2 separate regions of the Homo sapiens genome follow, and region 1 is linked to region 2. The links are chromatin loops, found by intact Hi-C in ENCODE. Cell type or tissue: endothelial cell of umbilical vein. All regions are shown on one strand.

Region 1 (8,000 bases), 740 kb before region 2:
AAGATAAATGAAACAAAAAGCTGGTTCTTTGAAAAGATAAATAAAATTGATAGGCCAGTAGCAACAGTAATCAAGAAAAGAAGACAGAAGATCCAAATAAGCTCAATTAGAAATGAAATGTGAAATACTACAGCTGATACCACAGAAATACAAAAGATCATTCAAGGCTACTATGAACACCTTTATGCACACAAACTAGAAAACCTAAAGGAGATGGATAAATTCCTGGGAATATACAACCCTCCTAGATTAAATCCGGGAGAAATAGAAACTCTGAATAGACCAGTAACAAGTAGTGATATTGAAACAGTAATAAAAAAATTACCAATCAAAAAAAGTCCAGGACCAGATGGATTCACAGCTGAATTCTTTTTTTTTTTTTTTTTTTCCCCGAGACGGAGTCTCGCACCGTCACCCAGGCTGGAGTGCAATGGCACAATCTCGGCTCACTGCAACTTCTGCCTCCCAGGTTCATGTGATTCTCCTGCCTCAGCCTCCCGAGTAGCTGGGATTACAGGTGTACACCACCACACCCAGCTAATTTTTTGTATTTTTAGTAGAGATGGGGTTTCACTATGTTGGCCAGACTGATCTAGAACTCCTGACCTCGTGATCCACCTGCCTTGGCCTCCCAAAGTGCCGGGATTACAGGCATGAGCAACCACACCCGGCCTCACAGCTGAATTCTATCAGGCATTCAGAGAAGAATTGGTACCTATCTTACTGAAACTATTTCACAAGATAGAGAAAGAGGAATTCCTCCCTAAATCATTCTATGAAGTCAGTATCCCCCTAATACCAAAGCCAGAAAATGACATAAGAAAAAAGAAAACTACAGACCAATATCCCTGATGAACACAGATGCAAAAATCCTCAACAAAAATACTAGCTAATCAAATCCAACAGCATATCAAAAAGATAATACACCATGATCAAGTGGGTTTCATAACAGGGATGCAGCGATGGTTTAACATACACAAGTCAATAAATGTGATACACTACACAAACAATTAAAAACAAAAATCACATGTCCATCTCAATAGATGCAGAAAAAGCATTTGACAAAATTCAGCATGCCTTTATGATGAAAACCCTCAGCAAAATTGGCATAGAAGAGACATACCTCAAGGTAATAAAAGCCATCTATGACAAACCCACAGCCAACATTATACTAAATGGGGAAAAGTTGAAAGCATTCCCCCTGAGAACTGGAACAAGACAAGGATGCCCACCTTTACCACTGCTATTCAACATAGTACTGGAAGTCCTAGTCAGAGCAATAAGACAAGAGAAAGAAACAAAAAGCATCCAAATCAGTAAAGAGGAACTCAAACTGACACTGTTCACCAATTATATGTTTGTATACCTAGAAAACCCTAAAAACTCATCCAAAAAGCTCCTAGATTTGATAAACGAAGTCAGTAAAGTTTCAGGATACAAAATCAATGTACACAAATCAGCAGCACTGCTATACACCAACAATGACCAAGCTGAGAATCAAATCAAGAACTCAACCCCTTTTACAACAGGTGCAAAAAAAAAGGAAATATTTAGGAATATGCCTAACCAGGGAGATAAAAGATCTCTGAAAGGAAAACTATAAAACACTGCTGAAAGAAATCATAGATGGCACAAATAGAAACACATCCCATGCTCATAGATGGGTAGAATCAATATTGTGAAAATGGTCATACTGCCAAAAGCAATCTACAAATTCAATGCAATTCCCATCAAAATACCATCATCATTTCTCATCGAACTAGAAAAAACATTCCTAAAATTCATATGGAACCAAAAAAGAGCCTGCATAGCCAAAGCAAGACTAAGCAAGAACAAATCTGGAGGCATCACATTACCCAACTTCAAACTATACTACAAGGCTATAGTTACCAAAAAAGCAAGGTACTGGTATAAAAATAGGCACATAGACCAATGGAACAGACTACAGAACCCAGAAACAAAGCCAAATACTTATAGACAACTGACATTTTTTTTTTTTTTAAGACAGGGTCTTGCTCTGTCGCCAAGGCTGGAGTGCAGTGGTGCGATCTCGGCTCACTGCAAGCTCCGCCTCCCAGATTCATGCCATTCTCCTGCCTCAGCCTCCCGAGTAACTGGGACTACAAGCGCCCGCCACCACACCTAGCTAATTTTTTGTATTTTTAATAGAGACGGGGTTTCACTGTGTTAGCTGGGATGGTCTCGATCTCCTGACCTCGTGATCTGCCCACCTCGGCCTCCCAAAGCTGGGATTACAGGCATGAGCCACCACACCCGGCCGACAACTGCCCTTTAACAAAGCAAACAAAAACATAAAGTGGGGAAAAGACACTGTATTCAACAAATGGTGTTGGGGTAATTGGCAAGCCACATGTAGAAGAAGGAAGCTGGATCCTCATCTCTCACCTTATACAAAAATCAGCTCAAAATGGATCAAAGACTTAAATCTAAGACCTGAAACCATAAAAATTCTAAAAGATAACCTCAGAAAAACAATTCTAGATATTGACTTAGGCGAAGACTTCATGACCAAAAGCAAATGCAACAAAAACAAATAGATGGTACCTAATTAAACTAAAAGGCTTCTGCACAGTAAAAGAAATAATCAGCAAACAGACAGCCCACAGAGTGGAAGAGTATCTTTGCCAGCTATGTATCTGATAAAAGACTCATATCCAGAATCTACAAGGAATTCAAAAAAATCAGCAAGAAAAAAACAAATAACCCCATCAAAAAGTGGGCAAAGGACATGAATAGACAATTCTCAAAAGAAGATATACAAATGGCCAACAAACATGAAAAAATGCTCAACATCACTAACGATCAGGGAAACGCAAATCGAAACTGCAGTGCAAAACCACCTTACTTCTGCAAGAATGGCCATAGATGTTGGCATGGATGTAGTAAAAAGGAGCACTTTTACATTGCTGTTGGGACTGTGAACTAGTACAACCCCTATGGAAAACAGTATGGAGAGTCCTTAAAGAACTAAAAGTAGAACTACCACTTGATCCAGCAATCCTACTACTGAGTATCTACCCAGAGGAACAGAAGTCATCATCCAAAAAAGACACTTGCTCATGCATGTTTATAGCAGCGCAATCTGCAATTGCAAAAATATAGAACCAGCCCAAATGCCCTTCAATCAATGAGTGGATAAAGAAACTGTGGTGTGTATATATATATATACATACACACACACACACACACACACACACACCATGGTATTATATTACATATATATGTTATATATATATGTTTTATATATATATGTTTTATATATATATGTTTTATATATATATGTTATATATATATATAAATGACATCAGTTTTCTCCAAAGACTTTTCTCTCTCCATGTATCTGTGACATATTTCTTTCTCTTGATATATGTCATTGTCAAGGAATCCTTGTTTTGACACTTCTTTTGTAAATCAGTTGCTTTTTCTCCTTGCCATTGCCCCACCTGCTTAGACTCTGTATCTCTCAGTTAAAGGATTGCAACAGTCTTCTAATTGCATTTCCTTTCTTTAGTTTTTTTTCTACCTCCAATTAATAGGACATAACATATATAGTATTCCATGGAATATATAGTATTCCATGGAATACTACTCAGCCATAAAAAGGAACAAAATAAAGGCATTCGCAGCAACTTGGATGGAGTTGGTGATCATTATCTAAGTGAAGTAACTCAGGAATGGAAAACCAAACATCATATGTTCTTACTTATAAGTGAGAGCTAAGCTATGAGGATGCAAAGGCATAAGAATGATATAATGGACTTTGGGTACTTGAGCGGAGGGGTGGGAGGAGGGTGAGGGATAAAAGACTACACATTGCGTACAGTGTACACTGCTCGGGTGATGGGTGCGCCAAATCTCAGAAATCACCACTAAAGAACTTTTCTGTGCAACCAAACACCATTTGTTCCCCCAAAACTGCTGAAATAAACAACAACAACAAAACAGAATAGATACTGTAAATTCATTCTAATTTGAGGAGGACAGAGAGAAGGGAGATAATGTCCCTTGTCAATTTTTTTGCATTTGTTTATATATTTACTGACTTTTGCTTTCTGTAGGTTAAATGACAATGGCCTTATGAAGTTGATATCTTTGTCTGAATTATTTAGATTGTTTTCCTTCAATTTTAAGAGTGCTATGTACTATGAAAGTACAGTGCTATGAAAAAGTGAGTTAGTAATAGTGTGGCTGCCAGTTGCCTTTGATTACAATGTGACTTTATATCCTGGGGGCACAGGTTGTACTCTGAGGACAGTGGGAAAGCTTTGGAAGATGGTGGGCTGTGGGAGACACCTGAGTGAAGCCATGTTTTAAAAAGATCAATTTGAATATGTTATGTCCTATTAATTGGAGGTAGAAAAAAAACTAAAGAAAGGAAATGCAATTAGAAGACTGTTGCAATCCTTCAACTGAGAGATACAGAGTCTAGGCAGGTGGGGCAATGGCAAGGAGAAAAAGCAACTGATTTACAAAAGTAGCGTCAAAACAAGGATTCCTCGACAATGACATGTATCAAAAGAAGGAAAGATGTCACAGATGCGTGGAGAGAGAAAAGTCTTTGGAGAAAACTGATGAGTTTAGCTTGGAACAGAGACTCTGAAAGGATGACAGGACACCCAGTTTGGACTTATCCTGTGGTTATATAGAGAGCAAGACTCTTAACTGTGGAGAGGTCAGAGGTGTGTGTATGAGGCTTGGAACAGCTTTTTGAGAAGCTATGCTGGCGGTTTTCCAGATAAGGGTCCAGTGAGGCCTTTGAAGTGGTTAGAATGGGCTTGGCCAGGCGGGGGCAGCAGAGCATCAGTAATTGCTGGGGACAGCTGGCCGGGACAAGAGCGCTGACAGGGAGTCATGTTTGGATTGAGCCTTCGCACTTGTTCACATTTGTGGGCTGGAAGAACTACAGCCAGTTAAGAAGACAGAGGGAGTGGGGTCCTGAAGGTGGGATCGCCTGGGCAGCACAAATGTGTGGAAGGCAAAGATGCAAAGACTTCTAGGAAGTCAGGAGGGGGTAGGAGTGTGAACAGAAGCAAATGACTAGTGACTTTGAAGAAAGAGATTTCAGAAGAATAGTGAGGCCAACACCAGGTTAAAAGGGGTCAAATGGGCTGGGCGTGGTGGCTCAAGGCCTGTAATCCCAACACTGGGAGGCTGAGGCGGGTGGATCACTTGAGGTCAGGAGTTCTGGACCAGCCTGGCCAATATGGTGAAACCCCATCTCTACTAAAAATACAAAAATTAGCCTGCAATCCCAGCTACTTGGGAGGCTGAGGCAGGAGAATCGCTTGAACCTGGGGAGGTGGAGGTTGCAGTGAGCCAATATCACACAACTGCACTCCAGCCTGGGTGACAAAGCCAGACTCAGTCTCAAAAAAAAGAGGAGGCAGGGGATTAAATGAGGAATGGGTATGGAGATGGAGAAAGTGGGAATAGGAATGTATATTTTCAAGTCAATGAAAAAAAGCAGAGTAACAGGATGGTCGCTTAAAGGGGAGGCAGAATAGAGAGATTTTCTTTTAACCTGAAGTATTCTCGTGAGTGTTTGTGAGCTCAATGAAATAATATCATGAAGAAAATAATTGAAAATGCCTGTGAGAGAAAGAACAAGGGGTTATGAAGACACTCCTCAGAAGAGTTGGGATATAATCAAGAGTTCTGGTGGAAAGTTTGGGTTGAAGGAGAGTAGGAAGGAAGAAGATATAGATAATGGAGATTTTATGGATCTTTATTAAGAGTGCCAACATTGTACAGTCAGCCCTTCATATCCATGCGTTCTGCATCACAGATTTAACCAACTCAGGATCAAAAATGTTCAGAAAAACAATTGCACCTGTACTGACATATACAGACTTTTCTTTGTCATTATTCCCTAAACAATATAGTATAACAACTATTTATATTGTATTAGGTATTATAAGTAATCTAGAGATTATTTAAGATATACGGGAGGATGTGTATAGGTTATTTGCAAATAACTATGCCATTTTTTATCATATACTTGAGCATCTGCAGATTTTGGTACCTGGGGAGCAGAGGAGAAGCACTGGAACCAATTCCCCATATATATCAAGAGATGATTGTATAAGTAAGCTGTATTCCAAATGTTCATTAGTTATCTGGAAAAGTTAAATCATTTTCCTGGAGAAACATGTGGTATTGCGGATATGGCATGTGGAAAGATTCTGGGCTGTGCTCTTCAGATCATGACATTATAATCACCTCCCCCTACTTTATAAATGTGGATATAACTCAAAGTTATGTTTTTACTGTTTTCACTTTACATTCTCCTCCTCAGAGAGAAGTTTCACTTTTACGGTTTAAAATATTCTTAACTATATAACAATATTTTCCCCCATTGTTGCAAGGACTCTTTAGTACAGAAAAGGCTGAACATTTAATAATTAGTTTTTAACACAGTGCCGTAATATCTTGTGTACTTTCCCAGAACTCAAATGTCTCCAAGATGGGAATTTAGATCACTGGTTCTGAATCCTGGCTGCACATTAGAATCACTTTGCCTGGAGCTTCTAAGCAATATCAATGTCTCAGCCCACCCTTGGAGGTTTGAATTGAGGCCTCATTCAAGCAGTTTAGAATGAGGCCTAAGAAACAGTATTTTATTATTTTTTTTTTTTACCAGTTTCACAGGTGAATGTAATATACAGCAGATGTTGAGAGCCACTGACTTAGACGATTAAAGGAACTGCACTGACACTATTAGGTAAATTTTCAATGCATCATGTAGGGTAGGCTGCCCCATTCAAACTCAGTGTGATTAAAATAAAATGCATTTCCACAAGCAGTTTTCTCTCCGGACTTTCTGTCTTCAATTATACATCCACAAAGGAAAACATGAAAACCTCTTAGATTCAGCTTTTTTTCCATTTCCTCATATCCGGTCAGTCCTTAAATCCAATGTCCTTCATAGTCTCATGCCCATGCTCCCACAGCTCTGCCTGCCTCTATGTGTTATGAACTCCTGGAAATCTCTTGCTGTCTTCTTTGGCTCAAGTGCAGACAGTTGAGTTAATCATGTTCTTCAGGCATGTTGTCATCCTGGATTCATGCAAGGCCCTTTGTTTAAATGAAGGTATTTATTCATTCAATAGTCTATTTTGCACATGGCTGCCAGATTGTTTTTAAAAGACTGCTTTCACCAATTCTCTTGACTCACATCTCCCAGTAACTCCTCATTTCCTACTCTGTAAATGGTGAACTACTTTGTGTGCCTTTTAAGGCTTTATATAATTGGTATTGAAACTCCAGGGATTCAGTCTAGGTCCTGCTGCTCACCACACAGGAAGCCAATCACTGAGACAGAGTATTGCCAGGGAAGAAGGCTTTATTCAGGTGCTATAGCTGAGGAGATCGGAGATCAGTCTCAAATCCATCTCCATTCATCTCCCTGACCAACTAAAATTGAAAGTTTATATACCAGGAAAGAAAAGTAACTATGTGTGGGAAAACAGGAATTAGGGAGGGGTAAGGAAGAGGAATTGGCCAACAGGAAGCAGGTGGTCAGTTAGGCAATAATAATGGCTAAGGGATCTGGCATCTCATTGTCCAAATGCAGTGATTTAGTAAGTTTCAGTTCCTTGATACTATGTGGAAGGCCTGATGTTTGGTTTCCTGAGAAAGTAACTCAGATAAGAAAAATGTAACTTTCTTAAGTCTTAGGAATCTCCCAGACATTTTTTTCTTGCCATTATCCGTTAAACAATATAGGGAATAACTAAAAAAGTCTTGGGAGGGTCTATTTCTATGTTTATTCAAAAGAAACCATAAACATCAGTTTTATGGGACAATGGACCAGTTTCATAATCAACACCCATTCAACGTAGGATGTCACTTAACTTCTCTGGCCCATTTTACCACCTGTAAAATTATACGTTAATAAATATATAAAGATATGTAATTATATAATACTATATATTATACATATATAATTCTTTCTAGATCCAAACAAATATTCCTATTTT
Region 2 (8,000 bases):
GGCATGAAAAGGCCGGATCTGAGGAGCAAACTGTTCCTGGGCTTTCCTTGCCATTGGCCACAGCTCCCCATCCCTGCCCAAGAGGCTTCACATGTTCACCTGCCTGGCCCCTTGCAGTATGTCAGTATATAATTTCTGGTTGGGTGATAACGTATATTACATATCACATGGTCCATATGTCCACTGCCATCATCACAAACTTTTCTGCCTGTTCTAAGTCCTTTTGTGTCCCACATTGGTGGGTCCTTGGTTTCGCTGACTTCAAGAATCAGGCCGCGGACTCTCTCGATGAGTGTTACAGCTCTTAAAGGCAGCACATCTGGAGTTGTTCCTTCCTCCCATCTGGTTCGTCGTCTTGCTGGCTTCAGGAGCCAAGCTGCAGACCTTTGACATGAGTGTTACAGCTCATAAACACAAAACAGACCCAAAAAGCAAGCAACAGTAAGATTCACTGCCAAGGGCAAAAGAACAAAACTTCCACAGCATGGAAAGAGAGCCTAGCAGCCTGCTTTTATTCCCTTATCTGACCCCACCCACATCCTGCTGATTGGCCCATTTTACAGAGAGCTCATTGGCCCATTTTACAGAGAGCTGATTGGTCCGTTTTGACAGGGTGCTGATTGGTGCATTTACAAACCTTGAGCTAGACACAGAGTGCTGATTGGTGCATTTACAATCCTGTAGCTAGACACAAAAGTTCTCCAAGTCCCCACTAAATTAGCTAGACACAGAGCACTGATTGGTGTGTTTACAAACCGTGAGCTAGACACAGAGTGCTGATTGGTGCATTTACAATCCTCTAGCTAGACATAAAAGTTCTCCAAGTCCCGACCAGATTAGCTAGATACAGAGTGCTGACTGGTGCATCCACAAACCCGGAGCTAGACACAGAGTGCTGACTGGTGCATATACAATCTTCCAGCTAGACATGAAAGTTCTCCCAGTCCCCACCCAACTCAGGAGCCCAGCTGGCTTCACCTAGTGGATCAGGTGTGGGGGGCTTTGGGTGGAGCTGCCCACCAGTCCTGTGCCACGTGCCCACACTCCTCAGCCCTTGGGCAGTCGATGGGACCAGGCGCTGGGGAGTAGGGGGCGGCTCCCCTCTAGGGGAGGCTTGGCCATCCGTGGTGGCGGGGGGGCCCTCGGGCATGGCGGGCTGCAGGTCCAGAGCCCTGCCCCGCAGGGAGGTGGCTGAGGCCCAGCGAGAATTCGAGCACAGCGCAGGCGGGCAGGCAGTGCTGGGGGACCCAGTGCACCCTCCGCAGCTGCTGGCCCGGGTGCTAAGCCCTTCACTGCCCGGGGCCAGCGGCGCCAGCCGGCTGCTCAGAGTGCGGGCCCACCGAGCCTGCACCCACCTGGAACTCGCGCTGGCCTGTGAGCACCATGTGCAGCCCTGGTTCCCGCTGGCGCCTCTCCCTCCACACCAACCAGCAAGCAGAGGGAGCCGGCCCCTGCTTTGCCCAGCCCAGAGAGGGGCTCCCACAGTGCAGCAGCAGGCTGAAGGGCGCCTCAAGCGCGGCCAGAGTGGATGCGGAGGCTGAGAGCGAGCGAAAGCTGCTAGCACATTGTCACCTCTCACTTTCGCATTGCTACAAAGGAATACCTGACACTAGGTAACTGATAAAGAAAAGAGGTTTATTTGGCTGACAGTTCTGCAGGCTGTACAAGCATGGCACCAGCATCTGCTAGGCTTCTGGGGAGACCTCAGGGAACTTTTGCTCACAGCAGAAGACAAAGGAAAAGCAGGCAGGTCACATGGCCAGAGAGGGAGCAAAGAGTGGGGGCAGGGGTGGGGGGAGAGTCTAGATTCTTTTAAACAACCAGATCTCATGTGAACTAACTGAGCAAGAACTCACTCATCAACAAGGGGATGGCACTAAGCCATTCATTCGTAAGAGATCTGACCCCATGACCCAAATACATCCCACTAGGCCCACCTCCAACATTGGAGGTCACATTTCAACATAATTTTGGAGGGGACAAACATCTAAACCATATTACTGCCCAAAGAAGAACTCACATTTCCCCCCCTTTCCCAGTGGCCCTTCCCAACCCTTGCTTTCTCCTGTATTCACTATTTCTGCTAGGGAGACGACCTCCCCCACCACTAGCCAAAGTGAATCAGAGTCAGGGTGGAGCACGGGAAATAGTGTATTTCAATGTCAGGAAGATGGAAGAAAGGTGGCTTTGCAATGCAATCCAAGGTCTGTGACATTACGTATCACATGGCACAATATGACAAAGATGTGTACAAGGTCATTAGCTGGGGTTTTGGTTTTAATCTATGACCACAAAAAGAGCTAAACTACAAATTAACAGATGCACAAGATTCAGATGTTAAAACCAATAGAAAAATTCCCGTTTGTTGAACAGTCAGTTGAGGATCATCCTACCCCACCGTGTGGTCATTTGGGAGCATACAACCTATATAACTCCTGTGCCAAATAAAACAGATAATGTCTTACATTATCCTTGGTCACAGAATAATGTAATAGGATTGCTATAAGGTTGCCTTCAGTGTGTTTAGCAAAGCTCCCAAGCTAGCAGTTCATTGAATTTGATCTGGTCAGTTGGTACAGAGCCCCAGAAACCCAGCCACTTTATGCAATAATGAATCATTCTTTTTTTTTTTTTTTTTTTGAGATGGAGTTTCACTCTTGTTGTCCAGGCTGGAGTGCAGTGGCGCGATCTTGGCTCACCACAACCTCCGCCTCCTGGGTTCAAGTGATTCTCCTGCCTCAGCCTCCCGAGTAGCTGGGATTATAGGCATGCACCACCAGGTCCGGCTAATTTTGTATTTTTAGTAGAGATGGGGTTTCTCCATGTTGGTCAGGCTGGTCGCCAACTCCCAGCCTCAGTTGATCCGCCCGCCTCAGCCTCCCAAAGTGCTGGGATTGCAGGCGTGAGCCACCGCGCCCGGCCTAAATCATTCTTTTTCACTGTGTTTTCTTCTCACTCCCTGAAATGGACCAACAGACATGCTGGGTTCTTACCTGCCCCTCCACTTTCAAACCTGCTGCTCCATAACTTCCAACATTTCCACTAAATCCACTACCTGTGAGTTCAATTCTGTGAAGCATAAAGTTAATAGATAGAGGATACAGCTTTGCTGGTAGGAACTAAAGGCACTTCTTACATAGAAAGAAGGTCATCGTAATGGGGGCTCACCAAGTTCTATGAATCATCTGTCTACATATGCAAATTGCCTTGTAATATGGAGCTCTTTTCTGTGGTATCCATTATAATTGACAGACGAGTCTGTTGGCCACAAATTGACCATCTTCTTGTTCAGTGTTTGGGCTGCTTATACATTGTTTCTTCAGCCATAAAATGGGGATGGTACCAACAGTGGGTGCCTCCCAGAATTGTCATAGAGACTGAGTATGGTTGTACACCAGTGTTAGGTGCACAGTAAGTCATCAGTACACATTAGCTGGTATTATGTGTAAACTAAGTGCTCAATACACATTTTGTCTTTTAGCTACATTTGCATAAACTGAGACAAGCCAGGGTTTAGTAGAGTGGGTAATTATGAAAATGAGTTTATGTAGATTTTTGCTACATTCAAAAAGCAAATAGCAGATTTGAGGTTGTTCACATCTTTTCTTACCTTCCAGATTATAAAGGATCTCACTTATGTAAGAATACACATCGTGCAGGTATGTTTAGGCTAGTGGATCAAAGAAGAGGGAGATAAAAGGTTCACAAAAACAATACATATACAAGTTCATAGTGGCCTGTACAACAGTCATATGATGTCTACAAGTTAAAACTGCTCACTAATTACTTATAGCTAATTATTAAAACTGCTCACTAATTACTTATAGCAAATTATAGAGCTTCGGTGCGTGGGTGATTTTATGAAATAAAGATGTCATCTCTTCAATTTAGCATAAAAGTTTCCCCACACCACTACCTTTCAGAAAAGGCATAAAATTGCCTCCAGAGAAAAATATGTGTTGTTGCTGCCACCCTGTGGTTTTGTTTTATATTGTAGCCCTCAGATAGTAAATAAATATTTTATACTGCCACAAGCAATTTGTAAAATATACTGGCAATTTCTAGGTATGGCTTTCTTAGTATTATTAAAAATTCACCAAGTTGCAAAGAGGACTATGAATTAATTTATCAGTATCAATTTATTGACTAGGTAGGTCCTGAAATCAGGTAAAAACTCACAAAGATCAAAATCACATCTAAGTCACAGAAGATCTAAATTACTCCACTGATGCATACATATACATGCTCATGGCAAATTTTAAAAATTAAAATAGTATCTTATGCTTAAATTTATAGATATCCTAAATAACTTATGAGCTACCCATAAAATAGGCCATATACTCCCATTAACAAGACAGAAGTAGAGAAAAAATATGGAATTATAATTTTTCCATGTATGTAATTATATTCTATAGTCTATCCCTTTGAAAAGTAACACAGAGTAGGGGTTAAGCATAAGGTCTCTAAAACCCTGAAACCTGGGATCCAATATCCCACTTCTATTAGGTGTTAGCTATGTGACCTCAGGCACGCAATGTAACACCTCTGTATGTTGCTTTCCTTATCCACAAAACATGGATGAGCTCAAAGGAACAAACTTCACAAACTGTTGTGAAGACTGATTATACCTTTTAGAGCAGTCCTTGGCACTCAGGAAGGGTAACCAATTAATGTTAACACTTACTCTGTATAACCACAATTATAATGGTATGAGCCAAATTGGCTTTATTGCTCGAAATCAACCCTTTCCCTACAAACTGTTCCCTTTCTCACCTGTGCTCAGATACTGATTCTCCCAGTTCTTTCAATCTGCCTCCTTCTGCCAACACATTGATGACTTGGCGGCTGATGAGCCCTGAAGGGTAATTTTCTGCTGGAGTTGGAGGCCCTCAAGTGACTGACCACAGGATGTCAAAATTGCTCCTAAGTAGGGCTTGCTATATTTCTTCTGTTTTATTCTTTTTGAATATGTTTTGTTGTTGCCGCAGTTATTCTATTCCTGCTGAATTATGCAGTGGACAGATGGGGAGCAGATCACTTTTTTCTTAGTTCATGAAGTGCCGTCTCCAGCCCTGAAATAGATTTCCACATAAGTACATCACCCAGAGATCCTAAACTCTGGGCTTGGAATCCTTGCACAATGGAATTCCACAGTTGTAACCTTCCAAAGGGGGTGAATATATTTCTTGCATAGGAGAGTGAATTCAGTATTTTGTTACCGAAGAGCAGATTTGGGGAGTCACTAGTGCTATTCTCCAGATATTTTATTTTCCTTTCTGGTACATGCTCCTTTGAAGTTAGGTGTGGCCACGTGACTTACATGTAATGTGAACAAAAGTGATGTGTCACTTCAGAGTGGAAGCTTTAAGTTTCAGTAAATAATTCACCACTTTCTCCATCCCCTGCCTTGCTGATGGTGGAATTATGTCAAGGTCGTCCCTCCATCAGCCTCGGTTCCAGAGTGCTTATAACCCCCTCAACAATGTGCAGAGCCCCCCATGGGCTAAGGTGGACACATAGTTTGAGAAAAAAAAAAAAAAACCTTTTGTGACAATGCACTGAAATTTTGGAATTGTTTTTTCAGTATCACCTAGCTCATGCCATTACAGAAAACAGTTAGCCTCACTGCCATCCCTGGGAGATTCCCTGCAATCCCTGTTCTTGCTCCCAATAAAAGCCCTTTCCCTTAGTCTCCCAACTCACACCAGAGACCCAGGATATAGTTTCAGGCTGACATTGCAAGACAATATTTAGAAAAGAACAACTCAAAGGCTCTGCAGTCAACCTACCTAGCTAATTTGAGGTTCCACCACTTACTAATTAGCCAAATGACTGAGCAACGTATTTAATATGTGTAAAATGGGGGTAACAGTGTTCATCTGTTTCAGTTACTATGCCTGTGTAAGAAACCACAAAACTTAATGGTGTCAAACAAGCTTTTTTATTATGCTCACAGATTTGTGAATGAAGAACTTGGACAGAGCACACAACAGGGATGGCTCATCTCTCCTTCCCATGCATGGGCTCCAGGTAGAATACTCAAAGATTAGCAGCTGGAACCATCTGGAGCCTCACTCCCTGACACAGCTGGCAGTTGGTGGCTGCTGTTGGCTGTCGACTAAGCCCTTTGCTAGGGGAGTCAGCCCAAACTCACATACAGCCTCTCCACGTGGCCTGGGCTTCCTTATACATCAAAAGAGAGAAAGCAGAAGCTACATCATTTTTTGTGACCTGGTTTCAGAAGTCATGCAGCATCGCTTCCACTGTATTCTACTACTAGGCAATTGCAAAATCTTGCCCAGGCTCAAGGAGAGAAGAAATAGGCTGCTTCTTCACGGGGGCAGCCAGGCTCCGGAAGAGTACATGGGACCAGGAACACTGCTATGGCCACTTTTAGAAAATAAAATCTGCCACACTTCCTAAGATTGGAATGAGCTAACACAATAAAAGTACTTAGAAAAGCTGCAAAGTACATGCTTGGTATTGATTTTTCCACTGCACAGTCTAGAACCACACATAACTGCCTCCCTGCCCAGCTTCCACTTTGCTTCTTCGTGGCCAGACTTTCCCTTCTTAGGGACCTAGTCCAATGATCCTTTATCAAAGATTCTAGACCAAACTAAGGCAATTCCAAGACAGGAGGCATTCAGGAGCATGCTCTGACTCCGTGGGCTCAAGATGTTCATATCACAGTCTAATACAAGCAAATTTCCCACAAAGTATAATCCTCTGGAGACTGGGCTATCATAGGCTTAAGGTTAGTTCCTTTTTATGTTTTTCCTTGTAAAGGACTTAAGAAGCTTTCAGGCCTTATGTCAACCAAGATAACCTACCACACATATACAATTGTCCCTTTGTAGCAAAAGATCTTCAAGAAAATGTTAAAACTTTAAAAGTAGATTTTAGGTGGATTTTACTTTTCTTTTTTTTTAAAATAGAAGTGTATCATTCTGTCAAACTATACGGTACCTTTTAGCAGATTTTAAGAGAAAGTGAAATAAACCTCTAAAGGGCGGGTCATTCACGACAGTGCTCACATCAGACTGAAATGGCAGAATGACATCAGCTAATAATCTTTTAGTTTATGCTCAAAAGAACTGGACTATTGGCTGTTAGAGATGCTGTGTAGATTAGTGCCTCCTTGGCACTAAATTACCAATATCCAGGAAAACAGGTTTAGCCAATAAGTGAGCTATTAAGTCATGTGTACAACAATTCAAGGGCCGTTTCTTCAAATCTTCTATAATTTAAATTGCAAAAGAAGAGAAAAAGCTAGCTTTATTCTTTGTGCCAAGAACCTTCTATAAGCCTTGTGTGTAGTTTGAAATCCAGAAAGGTGCTGCCATTATAATTGACGTATAGTTTGCTGCTATGAAATTGGCTTAACTAAGTATCTTTACTATCAAACTTCTGGGTGATAACTAAATATGCCAAATCTCAGTCACTAAAGTTAAAAATCTAGAGCCAGACCCCACTCCCTGGAAAACTGGCAATTTGGGGTTTATGTCATACATGAATCTTGTCATGTACACTGTGTAATCATTCTCAACCAAGTTTCCCAAGTATTTTCGATGTCATTTAGCTTGGCTGTCTGAGGCTTTACCAGGAATAAATATGCCTAGAATCAAATCATTCTAGGTTTAGGCAACTTAAGCACCTACAAACACAAGATTATCATTAAAAGTCATCTACTAGGCCCGGGTGCAGTGGCTAACATCTGTAGTCCCAGCAATTTGGGAGGCCAAGGTGGGTAGATTACTTGAGGCCAGGAGTTTGAGACTGGCCTGGCCAACATGGTGAAACTCCATCTCTACTAAATACACAAAAATTGGCTGGCACAGTGGTACCTGCCTGTAATCCCAGCTACTTGGGAGGCTGAGGCACAAGAATTGCTTGATCCCAGGAGGTGGAGGTTACAGTGAGCTGAGATCAAGCCACTGCACTCCAGCCTGGGTGACAGAGCAAGACTGTCTAAAACAAAACAAAAACAAACAAAAAAA

The links. Peaks named below come from ENCODE experiments on the same cell type or tissue, not always from the same donor. Only the 100,000 strongest peaks of a DNase experiment are listed, where the experiment ranks them.
Region 1: a loop joins it to region 2, with 7 times the contacts of the local background. A loop is called at or near these places in 79 of 110 quality-filtered maps.

The regions. Positions count from the first base shown.
Region 1 is chr7:97,100,023-97,108,022 of GRCh38, forward strand. No RefSeq gene overlaps it. Among named protein-coding and RNA genes, the nearest start is that of SDHAF3, 14 kb to the right of the region's middle. In endothelial cell of umbilical vein, a CTCF peak has its summit at 4,819 (motif pointing right); a DNase peak (open chromatin) is centred at 4,819.
Region 2 is chr7:97,841,831-97,849,830 of GRCh38, forward strand. No RefSeq gene overlaps it. Among named protein-coding and RNA genes, the nearest start is that of ASNS, 27 kb to the right of the region's middle. RefSeq lists a silencer at 4,731-4,911. In endothelial cell of umbilical vein, no CTCF peak of the experiment used is centred here; no DNase peak of the experiment used is centred here.